Regions from separate parts of the Mus musculus genome. Here all the other regions are linked to region 2. The links are chromatin loops, found by intact Hi-C in ENCODE. Cell type or tissue: left cerebral cortex. All regions are shown on one strand.

Region 1 (8,000 bases), 66 kb before region 2:
ACTCACTGCCTCCATCCCAGCCCACCCAGCTGTGCCTGGCTGGCTTCTGACTCCCCCTGACCCTGCATACCCATTCTGAGCCCTCTACATTGTCCTTCTGTGTGCTGGATCCATCCTCACTAACACATGGATGACTAAGGACTATCAAGCCCCTCATTGAATATGAAGAGATTGGTGTGATGAGCACCAGTATTGGGCCACAGCAGTATCCTGCCCTATCTGGCCTGTGCTTCTTTATATTGTTGTTATTAATGTGTGTGATGGGGGGGGGGAGCACATGTGTGCCACAGCATGTGCTTAGAGACCAGAGGAAAACACTGTGGAGCAAGTCCTTTTCTTCCACCTTCATGTCAGCTCTGGGACTCTCTGGCTGTCAGCCTTGCGACACAGGAACCTTTGCCACTGAGCAATCTTGCCTGATCTGGCCTGTGCTCTTTCCGAGCCTCCTTGCTCCTACACAGCATGCCCTCTCTCTCACAGGGGCAGACTGCAGCCACCTTACCGTACGCCAGCCCTGGCCATGATGGGTTATGGGCTTGTGGGATGATCCTGTCATGCTCTGGGGCAAAGGTTGGTCTGAGGCCTGCCCATAGGCTGGCACAGGGGGCCTTAGCCTCATCTCACTCACCACTAAAGGCTGTGTGTCTGAGTGTCGTGAGGGCCAAGCATGAGGGGCTAGGCTCCTCCAGGTCACAGGCTATCACAGGAGAGTTAAGGTGGGTGGAGTCAGGGATGGGGTGCACCTTTCTCAAGAACGCAGCCCTTTAGTCTTTTCCTGGGAAGGCAGAAGAAGCCTAAGGCATGCTGAGGTGGGGACTTAGGATTCAGCTATTATATTTTCTGGGGACCTTGAACTCATGTTACCAGGCTTGGCGGCAAGAGCCTTTACCTGCAGTGCCAGCTGGCTGGCCCCTAGAAGGTACTGTAAGCTGGAGTTTGGGTTATGTCATAGTCCTCTGTAGAACCACCCACTGATGCATGAGGCATTCAAACTAGACAGCATCCAAGAGGCTTCAGGTGACACCTTGGGACCTAGCATGAACAGGGGACTGTGGGTGTCTGGACATGTGCCCAAGGGTGTGGTTATAATCCTGTGTTGTGGCTGTGTGTGGGACTCCATAGACTATCCCTTGCCAGAGGCTGGCCCAATGGGCAGTTCCCAGGAGCCTGCTACTAGGGACTTGCAACAATTGGCTGAAATGATGAAACAGGGTAAGACACCTGGACTGCTCCTGCTCTGTGCCCTCGGGCAGGTGGCCTTCTGTCTCTGGGCCTCATTTTCTTATGCCAGATATCTGAATGATAATAATGTTCAGAATAACACAGGACCCAGTGGTTGTCAGCTGCTAGTACTGTCATTATTAGCAACCTACATAAAATGCACCTACAGGTACGGGATCCCAACCTGGCCTCACACTGTAGCCATGGCGACATTTAAAGTGCTTTTCATGCCTGGGTTCCAATGCTGGTTTCTGGCTGAACTGGACAGAGCCATGTCTCAAGGTGGAAAGAACTCCCTGGAATCTTGCTGTGCTACTGGGGTGTGGTGGTCCTCAGACCAGAAGCCTCTCCCAAGAACTGGGGGAAATGCAAGTTCTCAGGTGTCACCTGGCCTGCTACATAGGTCACTGGGTGGCCCTGTCATCTGTGTGGTTACCAACTTCCTCAGGAGTGGGAGGCGCAGGCTCTGTGTAGACCTGTTGACCTGTAGAGGCAGGACATGTAGGGAAATGGCTGCTAGGTGACCTTGGGCCCAGGGTCCCTGGAGAAAAGATACCTGTAGGCCTTGGATCCATGGCCAGCCTGGTCCAGATCACATGGTGGTGGGTCACAGAGTCTGGACCCAAGGAACTGCCCTTTGCCCACTTCTTCAGGGTTTCCAGTTTCCATGGGTCCTGCCTGACTACTTGGAGGGTCTAAGCAGCTTCCAGGTTCACAGCCTCCAGGAGGCTACAGTTGATGCAGAAAGTGCATGTGGCTGAGAACTTGACCGACCCAGACATGGGGCTGAGGCAGCTAGCACCCCGGCAGGGAGAGAAGGGGCAGGAGGAGGGGAAAGAGGGAAGCAGTCAGGGACTCACCCTCACTCCGCTCTGAAGAGTCCCCAGACCTTCACAGCCACCCTGCTTCTGGTCCCCTGGGGCCTCTTTGAGATCACATTTGCTGCCTTCTCACCAGGCCACAGGTTCTGCTCATACATGTCATTGCTTTCTTAGTCTTGGCTCCTAGGTTCTTACCCAGGACCCCCTACTGTGCCTTCTTCCCTCAGTTGATTGTCAGTCTGGTGGGAGTTTACCACCTCCTCCTGAGAGCCTTTCTTGATTTACATAGCAGGAACAACCTAGGTTTTTTACCATTCCCTGATGCCCACCCATCACCAGTTCACACTTTACTCACACACATTGCTCACACTAGCCCTTGGGCTAGGCTTTGGCCTTGGGTGGGGACATGGTAGGGTGCATGGGTCTCAAGCCCTGATTGAGACCTGACTTTGCTGCTTCCATCTTCTCGACACTGATGTTCGGCATCCCAAAGGGGCCCCAAGAAGCCTTCCACTCTGTCTCATCTCTTTAGGGATCAGAGATGGGGATGCGGGTATCTAGGCTGCTCAGAGACACTTGAACACAGCAGAAAGCCTTGGACTTCCAGGAAGCCATGCAGGCTTGGCTTGGACTCTGGGACAACTGTACACATATGTGTCTCCCCTGTGGCTTGAATCTATCAGGGCCATGGTAGGTAGCAGGGTTAGCTGCTGTTCACTGTGCATGCCAGGCACGTGCACAGCCTGCGATCATATCCTGGTTCTTGAGGGGGGTGGGGTGGGGCATGGAGTTATCTCTTGATATTTGGCAGTCTTGTGGATCCAGAGTCTCTAGTGATTACGAATGTACTTCATGGTCACATCACTGACTGGGTTCTCTGTAGAGTCTTCTGGTGTATTTTACACACTGGGGTATGGTGGGGTTCATGGGCCTCTAACCTGACCCAGGCACAGATACTGGTCTAGTGGTTTAAATCTCTTCCTGTCCTTGATCTGAGCCAAGCTTAGTTACTGCCCATCTTCCACAGTAGAACTTCTATGGAGGCTATCTCTGCTCACGGCTCCAGAATGTTCTATGTGGGCAGGGAAGAGGGTTCATGGGAAGGGGGATATGAGGGTGGATAGTGGGAATCTCTGCATGATGTGAAAATATTAATTATTTATACCAAGGGACAGTTAGGCCCCTGAGTATGAGTCCTCAGATGAAACAGCTAGCAGCCACTTGGCACTTAGGATAAATAGCAAATAAGTTGTTTAGTATGAATGATGTCCTGTACAGTATTTGGGACATATGACTAGTAAATTAATTACTTGCTGTTCACCTGAAATATGAGTCATACTGATCGGCACATTGTGCCCCCAAAGTTCCTCCAGGTCTCCCTCGGATCCACTGTGCATGGCGCCATAGTCACTCAGTGGGGAAACTGAGGCACTCACCGTGAAAGTGGTTTTCTCTTTAAGTAGAATGCTTCAGCTGCAGAAGAGGGCTTGAACACAAGAAGGGATCTGCCCTTCCACCCTGACCCTCTCCATGCAATGCACATGTAGGGGGTGTGACCAACAGGGTAGTCGTCTCCTTCAAACAAAGCTTTGTGGGCATTTCATAATCTGTTAACCTCACAGAAGACCCTTTATTCAGCCTGTCTCCTGGTGGCTTGTCCTCTCCCCTTAGAAAAAATTAGAGGCCCAGAAGCTGTTATCAGCTTTTTTAATGGCCGCCCGGCAGGCCTTCCTCCACAGGTGGCAGGCTTCAAAACACTGTAAGCAGCACTTTCCCGATGCTCCAGGAGGGGGCGCCGTGCACAATGGACAATAGGCAGGTGGGTGCCTGTCTCTGAGATTCCATTCTCCAAAAGTGGCGCCCAAGGACAACCTGACTCTACTTGTTGAAGATAAAAAAGGGTGATTATGGTATGTCTTAGGTACACGATGAGTATGTGGAACCAGGGCAGGATACTCTTTTCTTCCTTTGAGCTCTGATGCTAGCCACACCGAATCAGCAGCAGAGCAGCCTACCTTCTGCCGACCGTGACACAGAGCTAAAGCCCAGATCATGGAGGCTCTGTGACTGCCCTTTCCATGCCTGGTAGCTTTTTGCATCAGAACCCAGTGCCTAAGTCAAAGGCAAGGATTCTGCCACTCTCTGGCAGCTCCGGAGCCAGCCTTGTGTTCTATACAGAGCCTTGGCTGTGGATGAGAGCTAACTCCAAGGCACCTGAGGGGATTTGGAGAATGTAGTCACCAGGCTTGGTGTTGCTAAATATTTGTGCTGTCAGTGTGATGTGGGTTCTTCCATTAGCATAAATAAAAGCCTTATATTTTGAGGAAAAAAAAACCCATACAAGCCTTTTAAAAAGCTACATTTATAGAAAACCGAGTTTCTGTCTTTGGAAAGTGAGTGGGCTAAAAAAACTGTAGTGCATCTAGCCAATAATATACTACATGGCAGTTCTTTAAAAATGAGCTCCGTTTATGTTCCCTCACATAGGAGTTTCTCCGAGGAAACCTGATGAGTGAGACAAGCATTAGAACACTATGTGCCGTTCGACTCCATCCGTGTAAACCAGAAAATGCTACATCCCATTGGATGCACACACCTGCAAGTATGTGCGAGATATGCAAGGACCTGACCTAAACTCACAAAGGAGGCGCTGACTCGGAAGAGGCAGTGGGACTGGCTGTGGTGATTTGCTCTGACTGGAATATGTGAATTTTAAACAGGAGAATATGTTTCATCTGAATAATTTAAGATTTAATTATGAAAATGAAGGGTTTTTTCCCCCTATACAACTTTTAGATGAAATGGACCTGGAGACCGTATCGCTGGGTTAATATTTTAGCCTTATTTGTGAGCTGTGTGTTCCTGATTGGATTATTTCAGCTCTGTCATGGCATGGCTAGGATAGTGCCTAGGTCATGGGCATGAAGATGCAAACAAGGTATGGCAAGCCAGGGACACAGTAGGTACTCAGCAGATGACCCTATCATCTCTCCTTCCCCCTTGTGTCTTGTCTATAGCTCTCTTTCAGGACCATCCCTACCTCTTTTTTTTTTTTTTTTTTTTTTTTTTTTTTTTTTTTTTTGGGACAGGGGAACAGGGTCTCACTATGTAGACTAGGCTGACCTTGAACTCTCAAAAGACTTGCTTGCTTCTGCCTCCTGAGTGCTGGGATTAAAGGTGTGTGCCACCATTATGCCAGGGTATACCAGGCTATCTTCATCCTCTTAACCCCACTGCATACACCTAGCAAAACTCTATCCAAAGAAAAAAGTATCCCTGGCCAGATGATTCCTGCCTGACTCCCACGGTCAGGTCATCATCATTGCTGTCCCTTGGGTAGCTTCAGTAATTGGTCTCTGCTCCCATCCTCGGTCTGCATCTTCAGAGTGTATGGAAGGTGCACTGTGTTTGTGTTAAATCCTTATCTGTTACATGCTGGTGGTTCCTATCACATACAGTTAAAAGTCACAATCCTTACTACGACCCAATCCCTGGTCCCTGCTGTCCTCTGGTGTCTCACTGCCCCATCTCCACCTTTATGCTCCGGTGACGCTTGCTGGTCTCTTTCCTGAGGCTTCGGCACAGTGTAGGCCTCAGGACCTTAGCATGTGGTGCTCCCTAGCTGGGAATGCCCTCTTTTCTTTTTTCTTTCTCTTTTTTCTTTTTTCTTTTTGGTTTTTCGAGACAGGGTTTCTCTGTGTAGCCCTGGCTGTCCTGGAACTCACTTTGTAGACCAGGCTGGCCTCGAACTCAGAAATCCGCCTGCCTCTGCCTCCCAAGTGCTGGGATTACAGGCGTGTGCCACCACCGCCTGGCTTGGTGGATTCCCTTTCTAATGCTATTCTTGCCCCAAGAATCTCTTCCATTCCCATAGTCAACAATCCAAGTGCTTTTCTTCTACCTGGCTCCCATGTCAGCTGTCATCTTCACGAGCACATGGACAGAGTGGCCTGTTTTGTTCTGAACTACAGTAGATGCTTAGTAAGCACATGGCCTTTCCTAGACATGCATGTCGAGGAAGAACCAGAGGGAAGAGGCAATGCTTGTCTGCAGATTGGCCTTTTCTCCAAGGTGGATGTTTTTGTGAAATGGATTCAAATTTTGGGGGGGGGACACTTGGGGTCTCCTCTGGTCATCCCCTCTGTGCCAGAGCTCGCTCTCAGTGGCTTTGTGTTCTCGCTAACAAGCAGGGTAGGAGAGGCTCCAGGCACACCCCCAGGGTTGTGGAGACCAGGGGCAGGCTTGCTGTGCACATGTGCACTGAACACCCGAGCCTTGACCAGGAAGCCTTGTGACCTCTCCATCCTGAGGCTGCTCCTGGGAGAACTCCAGGATACCGGGTTCTTCTTGTTCTTACAGATGGCAGCTTAAAGACCAGGCTAGGAGGCATGCTGTAGCAATGGATGCACTTTCACAATGTAAGAGTTCTGAGGACCTTAGGGGGATGCCTGGGAGATGCAGGGAGCCAGGTGTGAAGGCAACTGAGTGTGACCAGCTGAGAGTGAGTCCCTGTGGAGTGTGCTGTAGAAGCTGCATCTGTTCCTCGTCTCCTGGGGTGGGGGTGGGGCTCCTAGGTTCACAGTCCTCATGAGGACTTGTGGGTCAGGCAGGTAGAGGAGTCAGATCTGACCCATGGCTGGCCCACACCGTGACAATGATCATAGCATTCCCACTGTTTATCCTACATGGCTCATGGCTTGCCTGTGACCTCATTTTGTGAACTGTTTCAAAAATGGAGAAACTGAGGCATGAAGCTATAAAGACACCCTCCTTTGGGTTTAAAGTCCAGGCTCTAATCCCTGGCACCAATCCATGAACACGAATTTAGGCCTTTCTGGCTGGATAAAATGTCATGAGGGAGGTCGCGAAAGAATGGGGGTTTTCCACGTTCTGAGTGAAGACCCTGAGTGGGCATGGTGACACACACCAGCAAATCCCAGCACTTGGTATGCTGAGGCAGGAGGACTGCCAAGTGATTTTTGGGCTAGCCTGGGCTACGCAGTGAGTTCGAGGACAGTGTGAACTAAATAGCACAATCAGAGAGAAAGAGATAGACAGAGAGTCAGGAAGACAAATCACTAATGTGCCTGGATGGGCAGCCTGAGTTGTTCAAAGCATCATATCACCACCTTTGTTATTTCATATTGTTTTTCTTCAGACAGGCCTCCTGCAGCCCAGGCTAGCTTTGAACTTGATAAGTAGCTGAGGATGACCTTGAATTTCTGACTCTCCTGTTTCCATCTCTCAAGTGCCGGGATCACAAGTGTGCACCCCACACCTTGTTTATTTGTTTCTGAAGACTGACCTCAGGGCTTTGTGCACACTAGGCAAGTACCTTACAGTGAGCCACATCCTCAGATTGCCAATGCTGCTGCTTTGAGAGGCAACTTCTTTGAACCCTGCAAGCCCCCTTTCACCATGGCTACAGGCTCTGGGGCGGGGGGTGGGGAGAGGGCTCAAATTAGAACCCGGGCTCTGCCATCTTCAAATTGTATGGTCTTCAACAACTTACAGTACTGTGGGCATTGGTTTCCTGGTGTGTAAATGCTGACTTCCAAAGCTGAGGCAGGGGCACCATCAAAGAGTATGCAGAATGTCCTTAGAATGTCCTTGCAGGGTAATGTCTCCCCAGTGACCACCTCTTCTCTTGCTCACTTACCAAGCTGTGACTGTGCTCTTAGCTATAAGGGTATCATCACTTGACAGTGAGCAGAGGCACCAGGGGCCATCTCCCTTGGTTTACTGCACTGACTTGGAAGCCTGGTACCACACGCTGGGTGAAAATCTCATGGGAGCGATGGGTCAGGCACAGGTAAAACATAGCATCTTCTTTTTGTCCTGAGGCCATTGAGTGACATGTCAGGGCACCCAATGACTGGCCTTTCCGCTTTGCAGCTGTGCGGTATGAGGGACAGTCATTAATCTTCTCTGGGTCTCTTAGGCTATACAGTGTCAGGG
Region 2 (8,000 bases):
TCATTCACTTGTGGCTCCTCCTACAGGTTCTGTCACACCATTAAAAGACCGAGCCACAGGATCTTTCTAAACCCAGAACTTTCCTCCTTAAGCTAGGATTGCCCTTCTGCGGTCACCTTCAGCACACCCAGGCATGAGCAGGACCCTATTTAGACACACCCCACAATGATATCTGAAGTCAATCCCACTTTCAGAGATCAGAATGCTGAGCTCAGAGAAGCCAAGTTCCTGGCCCAAGGTCGCACAGCAGTCAATACTGGGCTGGGGTTTCTATTCAAGGCTCTCTGATGCTATGGAAACGCAGCAGAGTGCTTTCCATGCAGAACTTCACCACACACTCACCCAAGGGAGGAACTGTGCAGCCTTGAAAACTTTCAGCACAAGGCAGCAGGAACCCCTTGGAAACCCACAATCCCCAGATGCTCTGGTCTTCCCTCTCAGCACCACCGTATTTGCATATAATTTACAAGCATTCTCTCAGAGATCTTTTTTTGGTTGTGATTGAGACAGGGTCACATGTAGCTCAGGCTATGCAGCCAAGGATAACCTTGAACTCCCAATCCTCTTGCTCCCCACCTCCTCGATGCTGGGATGACAGGTGTGTGTCACCATGGCTAATTTTCACCCTCCCATAAACTTAAAACCTTCTCCAGGTGATGATAATATCCAGCCCCACACAGTCAGGCCTTATGCTGTATTATTTTGGGAAAAGGTGAGAAAACTGCCTGGGAGGTTCAGTAAAGATTCGAAACTTTCCTCAAATATTTTGTGTGTGCATGTGTGTGTCACGTGTGTGCAGGTGAGTGTGCACATGTGCACGTGCATATGGAAGCTGGGTGTCAACACTGGGAGTTTTGCACTATTATCCTTTACTTTGTTCTTTGAGACAGGGTTTCTCACGGAACCCGGAGTCACTCATCTGCAGATAGACTGGCCAGACTGCAAGCCCTAAGGTCTGCTTGTCTCTGCTTTCCCAGTGCTAAGGGTACAGATGCAAGCAACCACACCCATTTTCATGGGGATGCTGGGGATATGAGCTCAGGTCCTTATGCTTGCATGACAGGCATTAGACAAAGCTGTCTCCCAAACCCGCTGAGCATTTCTTAGGCAGCTGTTGTGAATCCATAGATGGGGAAACCCATGTTCCTAGAGGGCCAACTGTAACAAGGAAATGGTGACAGACTCTGTTTGACATCCAAGGACTGTGCCAGGATGAGCACTTGACTTGAGTCCCCTTGCCTGTCACTGCCACCCCTCCCCACTACCAGGAAGACGAGCACCAGTGTCGTGCCCATCTTACAGAGGTGCAAATGGAGGGTAAATCACTAGTGACACTACACGCAGCTGAACAGCAGAGCCAGTTCCCTAAGATGTGACTTGCAAGAAGCAATCGCCTCCCACGGAGCAAATGGAAGAAACATTTACCAACACTGAGGACACAGCACAGCGACTCACAAGGGGACCACTCAGTGTGTTAGTACGTGACTATGATCCCACGGATGAGGACATGGGGGCAGGTGGTGTTTCTTAGGAAGGGACTGTGGCTCTCAACCCACTGTCACATGCTAGTGTCCTGTAGCTAACTAAGGCAGGCCCCTCCTCCCTCCGTGTGCAGCAACCATCTCTGGGTCCAGGAGCCACTGCCCTTTGGAATCCTGGCTATGCCCCCCCCCCCCAGCAAAGCTCTGGAAATGTGGAGAAATGAGTGTCCAAATCCGAGTTCTCTTACTTGCTGTGTAACTTGGGGGCTATCTTAACCTCCCTGCACCTTGTTTCCTTTAGCTGTAAAGTGGGCGCAAGTGACAGAGAAGCCAGTTCTTAGTAGCTATGAACACTCAATAAATACCCAGGTCCAGGAACCTCAGGAGTCGCTACATGTTGTTTGTTATCATTCTTGGCCCTAAGCCCAGGGCAAGCATCTTTATAGGAGACACTGGGCATAGAGCAGAAAGGGCCTGAAGACAGAGGCAGGGACCAGCCACATGCTCCAAGGTAAGGATCACTAGGGACTAGAACTACTGCCAGTAGCTAGGGGATAAGTAGGGACAGATTCTCCCAGGCCCCCTCCAGAGGCTCCAAGTGGGCAAATCCCACATCAGGCTTCTGCCCTCTAGGCTCTGAGTAAAACTTTTCTGTTGCTTAAGCCATGCAGCTTGTAGAGATTTGTGGTGGCAGCTGAGTAAGAGCCACAGCTGTGACAGCTACTGTGGCCTCCACCATCAATCCTGCACACCACTTGACTGTATCTCAGGCTTTGCACCCTGGTGGCCTCTCACAAGGGATCAGCCTGAGACCACCAGACACCAGCTTAATGAAAGGCACTCACTGAAGCCCATTGTTATGCATGGGGCAGGGCCCAGTGGCTTGGGATTCCAGCTCATCTGACTTGCAGGCTAAGATTTCTTCATCTGTCCTGTCTGTGCCCTGACAGCTTGCTTTCTCACTCCCAACACCATGGTCCTTGTCCATGTCTGCAGCTCTCTAGCCCTGTAGAGGGTCCCAGCTTGCGTGTGATACTCTTAAGGCCTTACAACTATGCAAGCCTCCATCACAGGGCTCCTTATTGGACGCTGAGTGCCTTAGCACTCTTGCCAGGGCGGATCCTTGGCTTACTGTATCATCCATTCTTATTATGAGCAGACAGCAGTCGTGGGCAGCGTACAGGTTTGCCCAACTCCTATTGACATCAAAACTGCTAGCCCAGGGCAACTCGTGATAGTGGTGTCTGCTGCAGTAGGTCCTCCCACCCAGTAGGTCCTCCCAACCACACTCTATGATTCCTCCGTCATCCATTCTCATGGTGCCTTGGCAGAACCACACTCTCAGCCAGCTCCTGTTTCCTTTTAGTCTCTTTCATGTTAGTTTGAGAAGTGGGCCCTGCTATTCTTCTGCTGTCAGTTAGAGACCTGAGGCTCTGTCCTCCTTCCTGCAACCTGGCAGTGCCTTGCTTACTCCCCTGCCAGCTATCATCTCTACGTAAGCATCATGGCAGACTGTTCTGCCCAGGGGCCTTTCTCCCTAACTACTTCCTCATCTGAGGCTTCCGTGAGGAAGAAGAAATGGACCTCTGCAGGCCCAAGGATCTGGTTTGGAGGAAGAGCAGGATGGGTCAGGTACCCAGATCCTAGGCTGAGAGGCACCTGCCTCCCACAATGAACTCAGTGCTCTAGGTAATGGTGGGAGAGTCTGACCACCCCAGTGACGTGTGTGTATGTGACACTCAGCTGGGTACTGGCAATGCTGGGAGCTGAGGACAATAGGAGAAGCCTTTTCCTATATTTTTGGGTTCCCAACCCAATATATCCTATATATCCTATATACCCTATATATCCTATATACCCTATATCTCCCATATATCCGATATATCCTATAGGCTGGTAACACAGTAGATAAAATTTTTCTCAATAGTTCACTTTAACCCCCTTGATATAGAGAGACAAGATTTAAGATAGGAGGGGCCGTTTTCCCAAGACCTGTTTCCAACATGGCATCCAGGCCCACCTAGGCCTCTCCTGGTTCCCTTGAGTTCCTGTGGTTCAGGGGAAAGGCTGGGACTGGGATGTACCTGGAACAGTAGCCCAGATCTCCTGAAGTATTAAGAAAGGGGCCAGATATGGGACTCCCTGACACACCCACGCCATGACCTCTGGCCATCAAGGCAAGAGACCCTTCAAGCCCCTCCTCTCCCTTCCTCTCTGTCTCTTCCTCTGACCTTGGACTTGGCCCTTATTTTGCCTGCTGATCCTGATGCTGTTTCTTTGCACACAGCCCTTGACAGTGTCCCAGCTCTCAGACAGCTGCAGGATAAGGTGGGGCAGGAAACCTGACCACAGGTGAGGAGACTCAGAGGCAGAGAGCTGCAATGTGCATCCAAGGTCACACAGGTGGCCAGGAGTGGAGTTGGGTGCTCTTTCTTTGATTCTGAAGGCAACACACTGGGACACTCAGGGTCCACACGGGCCACCATTGCTTCTTTTGTGAGGTCTGAAAGAGCCCAGCAGGGCCTCCCAATGCTCTTAACACGGAGCCCAGAGACAGAAAGCCACCCCTGTTGGGGACAGCGTACCTATCACCTCTCAGGTTTCTGTCTTGGGTCTGACCTCATACCAGAGGGGCTAGATGGCTCACAAAGAGGTGCCAACAGTTCCAGCTGCGTGACCTTGGTTGGTGGCTTCTTGTCTCTCACCTGAGACATGGGGACGCTAAGGATAATTGCACAGAAGTAATGTGTACAGGGCAAAGAGCTCTGCAGATGCTAGCGGGTGTGACATTTACTAGTGTTCCCACTAAGACTGGGTGACGGGAGTGGAGGGCAGGCTGTGGAGGAGGGGTGGATGTCTCAGGCTCTGCACACTAAATCACAGGTAGCTTTTCTGTCCTCATCTGGAGCCAACTTGGAGGCTACTGAAGGAATTCCGGCTTTCAGATGCCACATGATAGTGGGCTGGCTTCCTGGTTCCAGAAAGGGCTAGTGGGCTTTGCCGGCTGCTGGTGGTCTGACCAATGGGCAGCCACTGCACCTACCCCCACCCCTGTCTTCCCTCCCTACTCCAGGCAGCCTTCTCTGCAGACCATCAATCACCACAGATGGCCTTGTTCAGTCCAATCACTGCTCTTCGGGAACATGGGCTGACCCACCCCTCAGGCCTTCAGGAAGCTGAGGTGGCCACTCAGGATCCACAGTCCTTCTGGCCTCATAGTCAGTTCCCCAGGGTCCTCTCCCCAGGGCTCCTAGGGCCACCTTTGCTTCTTGAAGCTGAGAGGGCAACATAGTGTCTGCAGAGGTGCAGCAGCTATGCCCACTGCTGTCTTACATGTGACTCTGTCATTCACCTGTGGGCACATTCCAGGGCACTGTGTTGACAGGCATTTGGGTCCTATGCACCTGTCAACTGCACTCCTGGGGCATCCCACATGGGTATATAGTACACCAGGGTAGCTGCTGCAGGTTCCTGTGTGTGTGAGGGCTGCAAGCATGTGGGGGCAGGCTATACTCACTGGGGTGTGCATAGAACGGGGTCTTAAGAAGCCAGAGATGCATGCTGTGTGCACAGAGGCCAGATCTCATCTGTTGGTACAGGCATTGTGTGTTCACATGTATGATCTGAACATGTATGATGCACTACTTGTGGGTTCTCTATTAGTCCATGTGTATGCAGGAGTGAATCTATGCACAGGCATGCACCCTCGCTCACGACTGGGTTGTGAAGGTGGATAAATGGGAGGCCATTAGCATCCTCTCCTAGTCCTCCTCCCTCTGCGGACTCCCCAGACCGCAGCCCCTCCTTGCCACTGCTCCTTCAAGGAAGTTACCAGGCGGAAGCCCCAAGCTCAAAGGCCTGCGCTCCAAGCCCCCTCCTACTGCACACGTCAAAAGAGAGAATTTCTCCGGATGGCAACCGCCCGCTCTGGGAAATGCCCCAAACGTCAGCTCTGCCTCCTCCTAGCGATGTGGAGAGCAATGCCCAGTGGAGGGGAGCCCCTTCTACACTGCTAAGGCTCAGCCTCACAATGAGACCCTCTACTCTCAGCTCTGCTGGTGACTGGCCTACTCACTTACCCTTCTGAAGGTCGAGCCAGGCTCAGCCTTTGAGGGGACCTCCCTTGACGGGGGTCGGCCAGCTGAAGGGTCCCCTCCCCACTCAGTATGTGGAGCAGAGGTCAGCTACTTGGCTTAAAGGGGGTGGCTGCCAGCACCTGACGACCATAGGAGGGAGGTTCAGGTCCTGCAGGGAGGCAGGGAGGAGCCCCAGGTGTCTCAGTACTCAGAGGGGCCACCTAAGCAAGCAGGCTGATGAGGAGCTGTGCTTCCGGGCTTAAAGTGCCAACTCCACCATCCATCTAGCATGACTGCTGCAAAATGGCCTGGCCACCCACTCTTGCCCCTGCCTGCCACGGAGGGGACTTGGGACACATCCCTGCCACCACCTGCCTGGCTCTCCTCATCCAGTAGATCCCTGTATACAGCAGCCCACCATCAAAGAGACCCTTCATAGGGGCCTCCCCTTGCAGCTTTCCTGGGACACCTTCCAGTACTCTATGTCTCCCAGGGACCAGGCTCAAGAGGAGACTGGTGTCCCTGCTGACCGGCTGCCACCACTAGCCCTTGCATAACATCCTGGGGGCATGTGCAGTCTGGAGGCCACCAGCATCCACCTGAGACCCTGCATCCCCTCCTACGGGGCTCTTTGCTCCGGTCCCCAGCCCCCACCCCAACCCCTCACCCTAGAGTGTCCCTCAGCCCGGGCTCCCAAGCATCCCCAGCTGCCTCCAGATAAACAAGCCAAGCTCCTACCACCCCCCTCCTCCCGCCGCCACCATCAGCACTGGGGGAAAAAAACGGGAAATGCAATCAAATCAAATCAAATCAAAATAGGTGAGGGAGGAAGGGGAGAGCGGGGCCGGGCGCTTTTTATTTTTTATTTTCTCATGCTTGGATGAGGGGAGAGATGCCGGTTACTTACTTGGCTAAGGCAATCGCCAGCGATCGGTTCGGGTTCCAGGCGGGCAGCCCGTAATCGCGGTGCGGCAGCTGGCGCCGCGCTGAGCCCAGCCCGCGCGCCCGGTCCCTGCGCAGACTGTACCATCGCTCCCGAGGCTGGGGGGGAGGGGGGGCGCGGCCGCCGGGGGAGGGGCGCGAGCGCGGACCGAACCACCCCGCGCCTGGGAGCGCGGCTCTGGGCATCGCTCCCACGGGACGCATCCGCGGCCGCCCGCAGAGCCCTAGGGAGAGGCCCGTTCCCCTCGCACAGGAGGCCGTGTCAAGGGCACGCGAAGGGGAGGGTCAGAGCCCAGCCCAGGACGAGCAAGGGGGCGGTGAGAGCAAAGGAGGAGGCATTGTTTTTATGTGCCTTCCCTAAGTCACTTCCTACTTTGTTAGATAGGGTCGGGGCTTCCAGGCTCCCTGGATGCAGACAGGATGGCTCTATACCTGGAAGAAAGACTGCACAAGGGAGAACACCTAAATGCACCTATGGTGACAGGGTCTATGGAACAGACTCTCCAGCCAGCTGCTGGATGTCACTGTCTACACCCCTCTGCAGCCCCACAAGCTGCCTGGGTGTGCTCACCTGCTCCAGGGTGGGGATGGGTCCAGTCAGGAGAACCCTTGAAGAGGCCATTTCTCTGTCGGAGTGTTAGCACATTCCCAGTATCTGCCAAGGTATCTGTGAGGAGTTGGGGGTGACCGCACTGGACTAGTGCGTCTGTGGAGTCCAGAGTGATCCCATTTTGGAGTCCGAGGGAATGGACTCTCCCATCCAGCTGCTCACTACCTTCTCTCTCATCTCACAGGGCAGACCTGTGGACTCCTCTTTAATTCCAGACAAGGTGGGGCTAAGGCCCGGATAGCCAGGTGAGGGAGGGGGGTCTCATTGAATGAGGTGTCTCTCTCTCACTTCCTCCACTAGCCAAGGTGCCCTGTGGCCATGCCTCCCCACACCTCAGGAGTGGCGTCCTGCTTGGATGTGTGTGGCCTATAGAAGGACCTTCAAGGCCGGCATGGTGGAACACCTGTCAGCCTGAGTGGGTGCAGGAGGGGCAAGGCAAGGGGAGGGGAGTGCCCTTAGAGCCAGGTCCAGAAAAAGCTGCCTCCCTGCCTCCTTCCCCACCCCCATCTCTGCCCACCTAGGAGCCGCCCGCCCGTCTTTCCCAGCGAGCGTCCTGTTGCTGCTCCATCTCCGCCTGGCACGGAATATCAATTTGTCTCGTTAAGCTGAAAGTCTGCACTGCACCAAATTCAGAACCCGCCACACAGAGGGGCCGAGGAAGGAGAGAGCCAGAGCAGAACCCAAGGCAGGGAGGGCCCTTGAGCAGGACCACACCACCATCACCAACTGCTAGACAGTTCAGAGGGTCCCATATACCCCAGCCAAGCAGGGTCTCTCTCTCTCTCTTCTCTCTCTCTCTCTCTCTCTCTCTCTCTCTCTCTCTCTCTCTCTCTCTGTGTGTGTGTGTGTGCGCGCGCACATGTGCATAAGGGGTGGGGTGCTAAGACTCTA
Region 3 (8,000 bases), 130 kb before region 2:
GTGAGGACAGGCAAGGGCTGGACCACACACTCGGGCTTTCTGGGAGTTCAGGGTCAGTGCTAGTTACTGGCATCAACCTCACTGCTCATGGGTGTATTCCCCTGGATGCTGAGGGAGCTCTCAGGATGCAGGCCCCAGGTGCCCAGGAAACAGGAAAAGGGTCCTAATCAAACTTAGCTTTTAACGCTCCAAAGAAGTGCCAAAGGACATTTGGATGGATCTGAACTTGATCTTTGAGTTCACATTTGCCACTGTAATTTCTACACTTAGTCTTGGCCAAAGGCTGGGAAGTGATTCCCATTGAAATGGGGTCTTACCGTGTAGTCTAGGCTGGCCTCAAACTAGTGGTGAGCCTCCTGCTTCAACCTTCCAAGTTCTGGGGTTACAGGCATTCATCACAATACTCCTACTCTTCTACCATCTCCTCTTTATCTTTTATTATTTATTCTTTGTGACAAGGTTTGGATATGTAGCCCACCACACTGCCTTCAAATACGCAATCCTCCTGCCTCAACTTTCTGAGTGCTGAGATTACAAGTGTGTACCACCATACCTGGCCCACCACTGTGGTTTCTTAGTCTAGCCTGGGGACAACCTAAGAAGAGAATCATCTTAGGCCTCTGGCACCTAGATACCTGGACACCTTGGGAATAGAACTGTCAGCTCAGAGCTGACAAAGACACTTCTCCCATGTAGGGTCCCGAGTCAGAAGACTGGAATTTCAAGCTGTCAGCAGTATGATGATGTATGTGATGGTGTGTGCATATGCGTGCATTTGTGCGTGTGCGTGTGTGCGTGTGCGTGTACATGTGTGCATGCGTGTATGTGCATGAACATGTGTATGTATGCCTAGAACTTGGGAAGAGGTAGAAAATAAACCAAGTGAAAGAATGTTCCAGGGTCAAGTTAGGAGATGCCTAGATAGCCACAGGACCACCTCAAGTCACATGTTAATATGGCAGGATGGGCCATATTACCCTGCTTGGCACCACAGGTCACTACCTTCAGGATACCAATAGATGATCCCCCTTTTAGCGCGTTGGCTTCAGGTTCCGAGCTGTGGCAGCTCTTCCTGACATTGTTATTTTCTGTAAGCTTCCACTTTTGGCAAGTCATGCCAGTAATAATAGCATTGCCTTTGGACATAAATTTAAGTTAAAAGAAACTGCTACAATTTAAAAAAGAAAAGAAAATACCAGCAGCAGTGAAATACAGATAAAAGGTCACAATCAGAGTGTTGGTACCCACGTGGCCTGCATTTGGAGACTTGAAAGGACTCTATTGCTCTGATGCCCAGTGTTGGGACTGGCCTTCCCTGGTATGGGCAGTAGCTATATGTCACTTCTAGGACCAATCCTGTTGTTCCTCTTCCTTTGGCTCAACACCCCTCCCCCCACTCCCCTGCCACACACCTGGCCCCAGACGAGCTCTCCCAGGCCTATGAAGATGCACCACATCCACTGGTCCAGCTGGAGTGGGGAGCAGCTGAAGGGCTTCCCGCCAAACTGCACGATCACTATCTGCGGGTCAGAGATCGGAGGGACAGACACGGAGATGGCACGGAGGGCCGGGGAGCCACCGCCTTGCCCAGCCCAGGTTAAGTGGGGGCTGGGTACCTGGATGGCGAAAGTGCCAAGAACGATGGTGCAGAAGATGGGGTTCCGGAAGATCCCGTCAAAGACGTTGCGCTCGCCGTGGATCTTGCGGGCGTTGATCTCGTTGAAAAGCTGCATCATGACGAAGGTGTTGAAGATGATGGTGTAGTGCTCTGAGGGTGGTGAGTGCAGCGGGGCGTTCCTTCCGCTGTCGATCTGGAACATCTTCTCACCTGCCAAGCCAGAGGGTGGGGCCGGCTCAGGTGTGGAACGGGGCACAGTGTGGCCTGTGGTTCCTGCTTAGTGAGACAATTCTTTCTCTAGAGCAGTGGTTCATATCCTGGTGGGGGCTCACCAGGACGAGAGGAACTGAACTAGGGGTCACTTTAGGAAGACTGAGAATCACTGATCTAGAGGATAAATGGCTTGGGACCTGTCGCCTTTTCTGTGGACATCTGAGAAAGGTGGCATGCCAGCGGCCTTACAGAGTAACATTCCTTATGAAGGGTGACTGAAATGAGAGGACACAGATCCTTCAGTGAAGCCACTACAGCTTAAGCCAATGTGGCCTGGAGACCTATGTATTTGAGGCCTGGTGCCCAGGCTGTGGCGCTATGGAGAGGTAGTGGAACCAGAGTCGCATGAAGCACAAGCTGCTCTTGAAGTCACTGTAGCCAGGGATGACCTTAAACTTCTGATCCCCCCCCCCCACCTTTGCTTCCCGAGTGCTGGGATTACAGGCAGGCACCACCCCACCCGGTTTATCGGGACTTGAGGCATACTGAGCAAAGGCTCTACCACACCCTAGCCCTAAGGGAGGTGGTGGAATCGCTTCAGGGTGAAATCTGACGGGACACTTTAGGCCATTAGGGGGTATTCTCTTGAAGGGAACTGTGGGGCCTGGTCCATACTTTTCTCTGCTTCCTGGCCATGAAGCGAGCAATGTTTCTTCCCTTTGCCTTGTCCCTGACTCCATACAGCAGAGTCATCTGAATATGACCTCTCAGAGTGAGAGTCCAAACGAACCCCTCTTCTGAGCTAATCATCTCAGGAACCTTATTTTAATGAAGGAGCACTGAATAAGACACAGGCAAAGGCGCTTGGATCTGAGTGGCTGGAGAGCTAGCCCTCAGTGGAGGGGCCGAGAAAGGAGCTGACATTCCAAGTGGTTGTGTGTCCTTCCCCAAGGACGTCTACATTCTCCATGAAGACATCTTCCTGGAGCAAGAAGGGGTTCCTAGAAGCGGTCAGGGAAGGGACAGGTTGCTTGGCCCAGGACCTTGGCTCTCAGTGGCTAACCTGACAGAAAGTTTTCATCAGTCCCGGATGCTAACACTACTGCTGGCTTTGAGGTGAGCCAGCCGGGGACAGGGCATGACAACTTCTGGCTCCCTGTGTGCTGCCACCTGCATTTCCCTCCTATGCCACAGTTTCCCCATGGGGGAAACAGAATGACATGTGTAAAGCCAGCCGTTGTTGGCCATGGTATGTCCTGAAGTTGGTGCCCTAAGCTCAGAGGCGTGAGGACGAGGGCGCTCACCCACGAAGAGCAGGGTGAAGATGAGGGTGAGCTGGTAGACGGCGTGGCCCAGGATGTTCTTCATCATGGTCCTCGAGATGAGCGGCTTGTTGCGACCGTACGGTTTCCTCAGAAGCAGAGTCTCCGTAGGTGGCTCTGTGGCCAGGGCCAGGGAGGCAAACGTGTCCATGATGAGGTTCACCCAGAGCATCTGCACAGCCTTGAGAGGGGAGTCCTACGACAGTGGCAGGGAGAAGAAGACTGTCACAGGGTGAGCCACCACAGCCACAGAGTACAGGATGGACCCGCTGCAGGGTCTCAGCAGGTTCCTACTACGGGATGCAGGCTGCCCAGGCTTTGGGGCTCTGAGCATATGTAGGACAGTTTCTTAGAGCTTCTATGGAGAACAGTATGAGCTGCCCACCTCAGTCCTGGGCCCACAGGCTCAGTGGCCACAGCTCCCTGACTTCTGTAGACTTCAGCCACATCATCTCCTATTCCCCTCCTGTCTAAAGTCAACATCCATTTTTTTAACTCCCTGAAGTCTCTGCCCCTCAGTCTCAGGGGTTCAGTGTCCTGGAGAAACTGTCCTTGACCTCCCTCCCAATTTCACCTTATTTCTTCTCATTATCTTACATTGTAAAGGATTTTATAACTACAGCTCCAAGTGAAATGCCCTGTCATGATAAAAAGTGTCAAGCATGCAAAACAGGATGCTAAGACACAGGTTGTCACCACAAGCATGCCAGTGTAGACACTATCAGGTTCGTTCTGAGAGGTCCAGGCTGGACAGAGCATGCTCTGTGTACACTGACTGAAGAAGTTGACCCACCCATCCTTCACCGCTCACAACTACAGTCCTTGTCCACAGAGTCCGCCTCACCCATAACCCTCTGCTTCTTGCATTGGTTCTATTCTTGATCTTCCCTTGGCCCATGGAGTACTCCTCCAGGAAGCCTACCCTCTGTTTCCCATCTGTCTGTCTTCTTCGTGCTTCCCTGGTTGTTCTGCCGTCTCACCCTACCTAGTAGGGCTGCTCTGGGCTTCCTGCTACTTTTCCGCCTTATCTGATTACAAGATTCTCAGAGTCAGGTGTACAATTTTCTCACCAAAGCCTGTATGGTCCTGCTCACTCAGGGATGTTGGGCCAACTGATCCTTGTCTCCAAACCTGTTTTCTTAACTGGCATCTGTCCAGTCTCCAGGAAGCTGTCACACGATGTCTATAAACCACCACTAGAGGGAGCTCCACATCCACAGACCAGGAAAGATGCCCTCCCCTGAACAGACAGGGAACCCTCAGTCCAACTCTCGGGCCTGAGGTGGCACACAGGGTCAATGCTACAGCCACCATGTGCATCATCGTGATGGCGGTCACCGCAGAAGGAAACAGTGTCCTATGGGCCATGTGGCTCTTGGGGACGCTGCACAATGGACTCTGGGTTCCCCTATGGGTAGGAGGATTGTGTAACCAGGTAGTGACTGGAAGGACCCAGGCCTCTGAGATCCTCTTAGGGCTGAAGTTGCTCTCCTTCTCCAGACCAGAGAGCCAGCTCCTGGGAGATGCAGTCTGGTTAGAGTTTCAGGAGACATCAGGAGCCAGAGTGAGTGTCTGAGCGTTCTGTCCTCTGAGCCTGTCTCTACCTCTGTGAAGTGGTACTTACTCACGGGGCTCCAAGTGTCTCGGCAAGCAGTCTGCCGAGGGCCAGCAGCAGTGATCTGGACAGACAGAGCATCACTGCCTCCTCCACTCACCCCATCTCTCCGAATCCACTCTGCTCTGGAGGGAAGATCCCACACAACAGGACTGACTCTGTCCTTGTCTGGGCAACTGGTCCCCTTGGTCCTCCCTTGGGGCCTCTGCCAGGCTTCTGCCAATGTCTGGAGCAGGGGTCAGACCTCACAGGCCATGAGGCCCGATGTCTCTCATTTCTGGGGCCACCTGAGTCATACTACCTCCCCAAGCCTCATTTCTCAACTGCATAGGGCTACTGGCTGCACGGAGGTCCAAGATGGCATCCTGGTCTTGGGAGGAACACCGCAATGTGTATCCATCCCCAGGGTTGTGCTGCTAACAATCTAGGGTGTTCTGGAGGCTAAAGGCTGCCCTTTCCCAGCCTTTGGTGTGATTCTCCCAGGACCCACCTGTGTAATGCAGGCGCCCGTGAAGGCCACGATCACCGCCACCACGTTGACAGTCAGCTGGAACTGCAGGAATTTGGATATGCTGTCATAGACGTTACGGCCCCACATCACTGCCTTGACGATGCTGCTGAAGTTGTCATCTGTCAGGATGATGTCTGAGGCCTCCTTGGCCACATCTGTGCCTGCGATGCCCTGTGGAGACAGGGACAGGAGCCTGGTAGGGCAGCTGGAGAGGTGAATGGCTCTATCTGGCCAGTCTTATCTTCACACAGTCTTAGTCCTGTCACCTCACTCCTGACTCAAAGGAACTGGCACAGTCTGACCATACACACATTCACATGTATATGCATACACTCATACAAACTTTGTATATGTATATGTATATGTATATGTATATGTATATGTATATGTATATGTATATGTATATGTATATGTATATACATAGGTATGCACATACTTACACAACCACCCCTCTGAGGCCAACATTCTTTTCTGGGAAGCCTGGCCTTGCCCCATTCCTCCTTGACCTTTAAGCACCGAGCAGGACAGAGCTGACCCCAGCAGGACACTGCCTGCCCCCTCCAGGAAGACCTCTTGAGGCTAGTCTGGGACTCAAAAGCTTGGGTTGCATACAAGTTGTATGGAGAGGGATGAGTGTTAAGTGTCTGTAGGGAGTCCTGCAAGCCAGTTTGAAGTGGTGTAGTCCAAGCTGACTATCCTCGCCTTTGAGACCCAGTCTGACACCACATGAAGCCCTCTTAAGATCCTCTTACCATTGCGAAGCCCACATCTGCCTTCTTGAGAGCAGGCCCGTCGTTGGTCCCATCCCCTGTCACAGCCACCACCTGCCGCTGCTCAGTGTGTGTACTGTCGATGATGCCTAGTGGGTAAGGGGGTATGATCAGGGCCCATGGCCAGCCCTGAGCCTCAGCATGGCTTCCTGTCCTGTCTGTCCAGCCAGCCCCTTCCATCGCTGCTCTTTCCAGCCTGTTCAGAGCCACCAAGCTCCTCGTTAGCCCAGGTTGGCTCGGGACTTCCCATTCTCCAGCACTGTCTGCTCTTAAAGTCCTTTGTCACCTAGAAGCACAGCCCTCTTTGTCACACTACCTAGAAGCACAGCCCTCTAGCTATTCTGTCCAGATCCATGAGTTCTCTGCATCTTCAGGGACTCCCACATCTGCTTTCCAGTACACTCCGCCTGGGAACTCCAGTCATATGCGGGGAGGCCATGAGCATGTCATTTGCCATCCTGACCCACTGGGCTTGACCTCTGTACATCTTCAACGATAACTGGTAAGAACCAGACTGAGCACAACTACGCCTGCCCCTCATGTCAAAACCATGGCTTCTGGCCTCCTTGTCTGCGTGTGGGCATTGCCCTGTCTGTGCCAGGCAGACAAACAGCAGCAGCCTGTGAAGGCAGGGAACAAGTTCCCAGGTAAGGGGTACCATTCCCTCTAACTACCCCTTACAAAGGCCAGCTTCCATGCCTGGTCCCTCAGGGTTATCCTGGCTATTCCCACTGGCTGCCAGCCCACCCAAATCCCACTGTCTCTGGCTCAGCCTGTTTGAACTCCTAACTCTGGAGTTGGCAGGTCAGTCTCTGACCTTCCTGGTTCTTTGGTCAGCACTGGACACTCACTGGGCCCTATGATGGATGGTTCCCCAGCGGCCTCCTTGTGGTCACATCTCCATCCTGTCTCTCCTGGCCTCACAGCAGCTGGTCCCACAGTGGACCATGTTCTTCTCTGTGGGCTTCCTTCCTGGGTACCCCCCCCCCCAGTACCTCCCACCTCTGAGTACCTCCTACCCCTGGGTACCTCCCACCCCTGAGTACCTTCTACCCCTGGGTACCTCCCACCCCTGGGTACCTCCTCCTGTGCCTCTCTCTGGTCTCTAATGGTCTTATTTCTCCCATCATTCAGGTGGGTGCACTGGGTTCTGGGGTTTCCCTGTTCCCCACATGCCCATCACCCCAGAGGCTCTAGCTGAGGCCCACATTTTCTTGATGATGGCTGTCTATTGCAGATGGTATTATTAGGACTTCAGAGACCCTGGAAGACTTACATTAACTGATTGGCATCTTATCAGGTCTGTCATGCCTGATACCCAGGTAATGAGGGTGGGCCCGTAGCACGGTCTGTACAGGAGCACGCTATGGGATTCTCTGTTGTTTAAGACATGTGACTCTAAGGTGCCTAGAGGTGATCCCAGGCAGAAGTCAAAACCCCACCTTTTACATTTACAGATGGGGAAACTGAGACCCAGAGTGGACAGGCTTATCAAGGCCTCAGAGAGGGTAGTAGGAGTACTGAGACCCAGGGCTGTGATGCAGGAATGTAATTGGGGTTCCTGAGGCTTTGTGAGTGGTGACCCTCTAACGGGTGGGGGAAGGTGTTCTAGCCTTCTGCTGTTCCGGGACCTCTCATCCTCTGGGTCTGCTCATAAGGGTTGGCTGGAAGCTTCCTACGGGTCTCAGCTTCCTAAGTTCTGGGCCCGATGGAGGAGGAAGATGGGCTACCTTTCAGATGACAAAGAATGGCAAATACCGCCAAGCCATGAGAGAGCAGACTTTGTGGAAGGTTCCTGAAGGTCTGCACAACAAAGGTTTTATGCACAGGGACTAGGCTACCTCTAGCCCAGCCAGGCCCAGGCCCACTGCTACCTAGAGGAGGTTGGATGATCAGAAGAGAGTCTCGCAATCTCCTCATGTCTCCCCCCCACACCCCCAAGCCTCTGCAG

Evidence for each region. Hi-C counts contacts between places; a loop is a spot of excess contacts. Peaks named below come from ENCODE experiments on the same cell type or tissue, not always from the same donor. Only the 100,000 strongest peaks of a DNase experiment are listed, where the experiment ranks them.
Region 1: it touches region 2 in a loop (2.5-fold over the local background); 3 of 42 quality-filtered maps call a loop at or near these places.
Region 3: it touches region 2 in a loop (2.1-fold over the local background); 7 of 42 quality-filtered maps call a loop at or near these places.

What each region holds. Positions count from the first base shown.
Region 1 is chr6:113,818,788-113,826,787 of GRCm38, forward strand. The region is part of intron 2 of Atp2b2 (ATPase, Ca++ transporting, plasma membrane 2); the gene reads right to left. Among named protein-coding and RNA genes, the nearest start is that of Atp2b2, 69 kb to the right of the region's middle. In left cerebral cortex, a CTCF peak has its summit at 3,820 (motif pointing right); DNase peaks (open chromatin) are centred at 3,834, 4,292 and 4,460; H3K27ac peaks cover 715 bases.
Region 2 is chr6:113,884,789-113,892,788 of GRCm38, forward strand. It overlaps Atp2b2 (ATPase, Ca++ transporting, plasma membrane 2), which reads right to left and starts at 6,751. Exons shown (of 20, transcript NM_001036684.3): 1 at 6,465-6,751. In left cerebral cortex, no CTCF peak of the experiment used is centred here; DNase peaks (open chromatin) are centred at 356, 796, 1,398, 2,665 and 8 more places; H3K4me3 peaks cover 4,361 bases; H3K27ac peaks cover 4,868 bases.
Region 3 is chr6:113,757,507-113,765,506 of GRCm38, forward strand. Atp2b2 (ATPase, Ca++ transporting, plasma membrane 2) reads right to left here. Exons shown (of 20, transcript NM_001036684.3): 14 at 6,032-6,138; 15 at 5,259-5,450; 16 at 3,136-3,349; 17 at 1,617-1,828; 18 at 1,413-1,520. Among named protein-coding and RNA genes, the nearest start is that of Sec13, 21 kb to the left of the region's middle. In left cerebral cortex, a CTCF peak has its summit at 4,335 (motif pointing right); DNase peaks (open chromatin) are centred at 4,373 and 4,587; H3K27ac peaks cover 285 bases.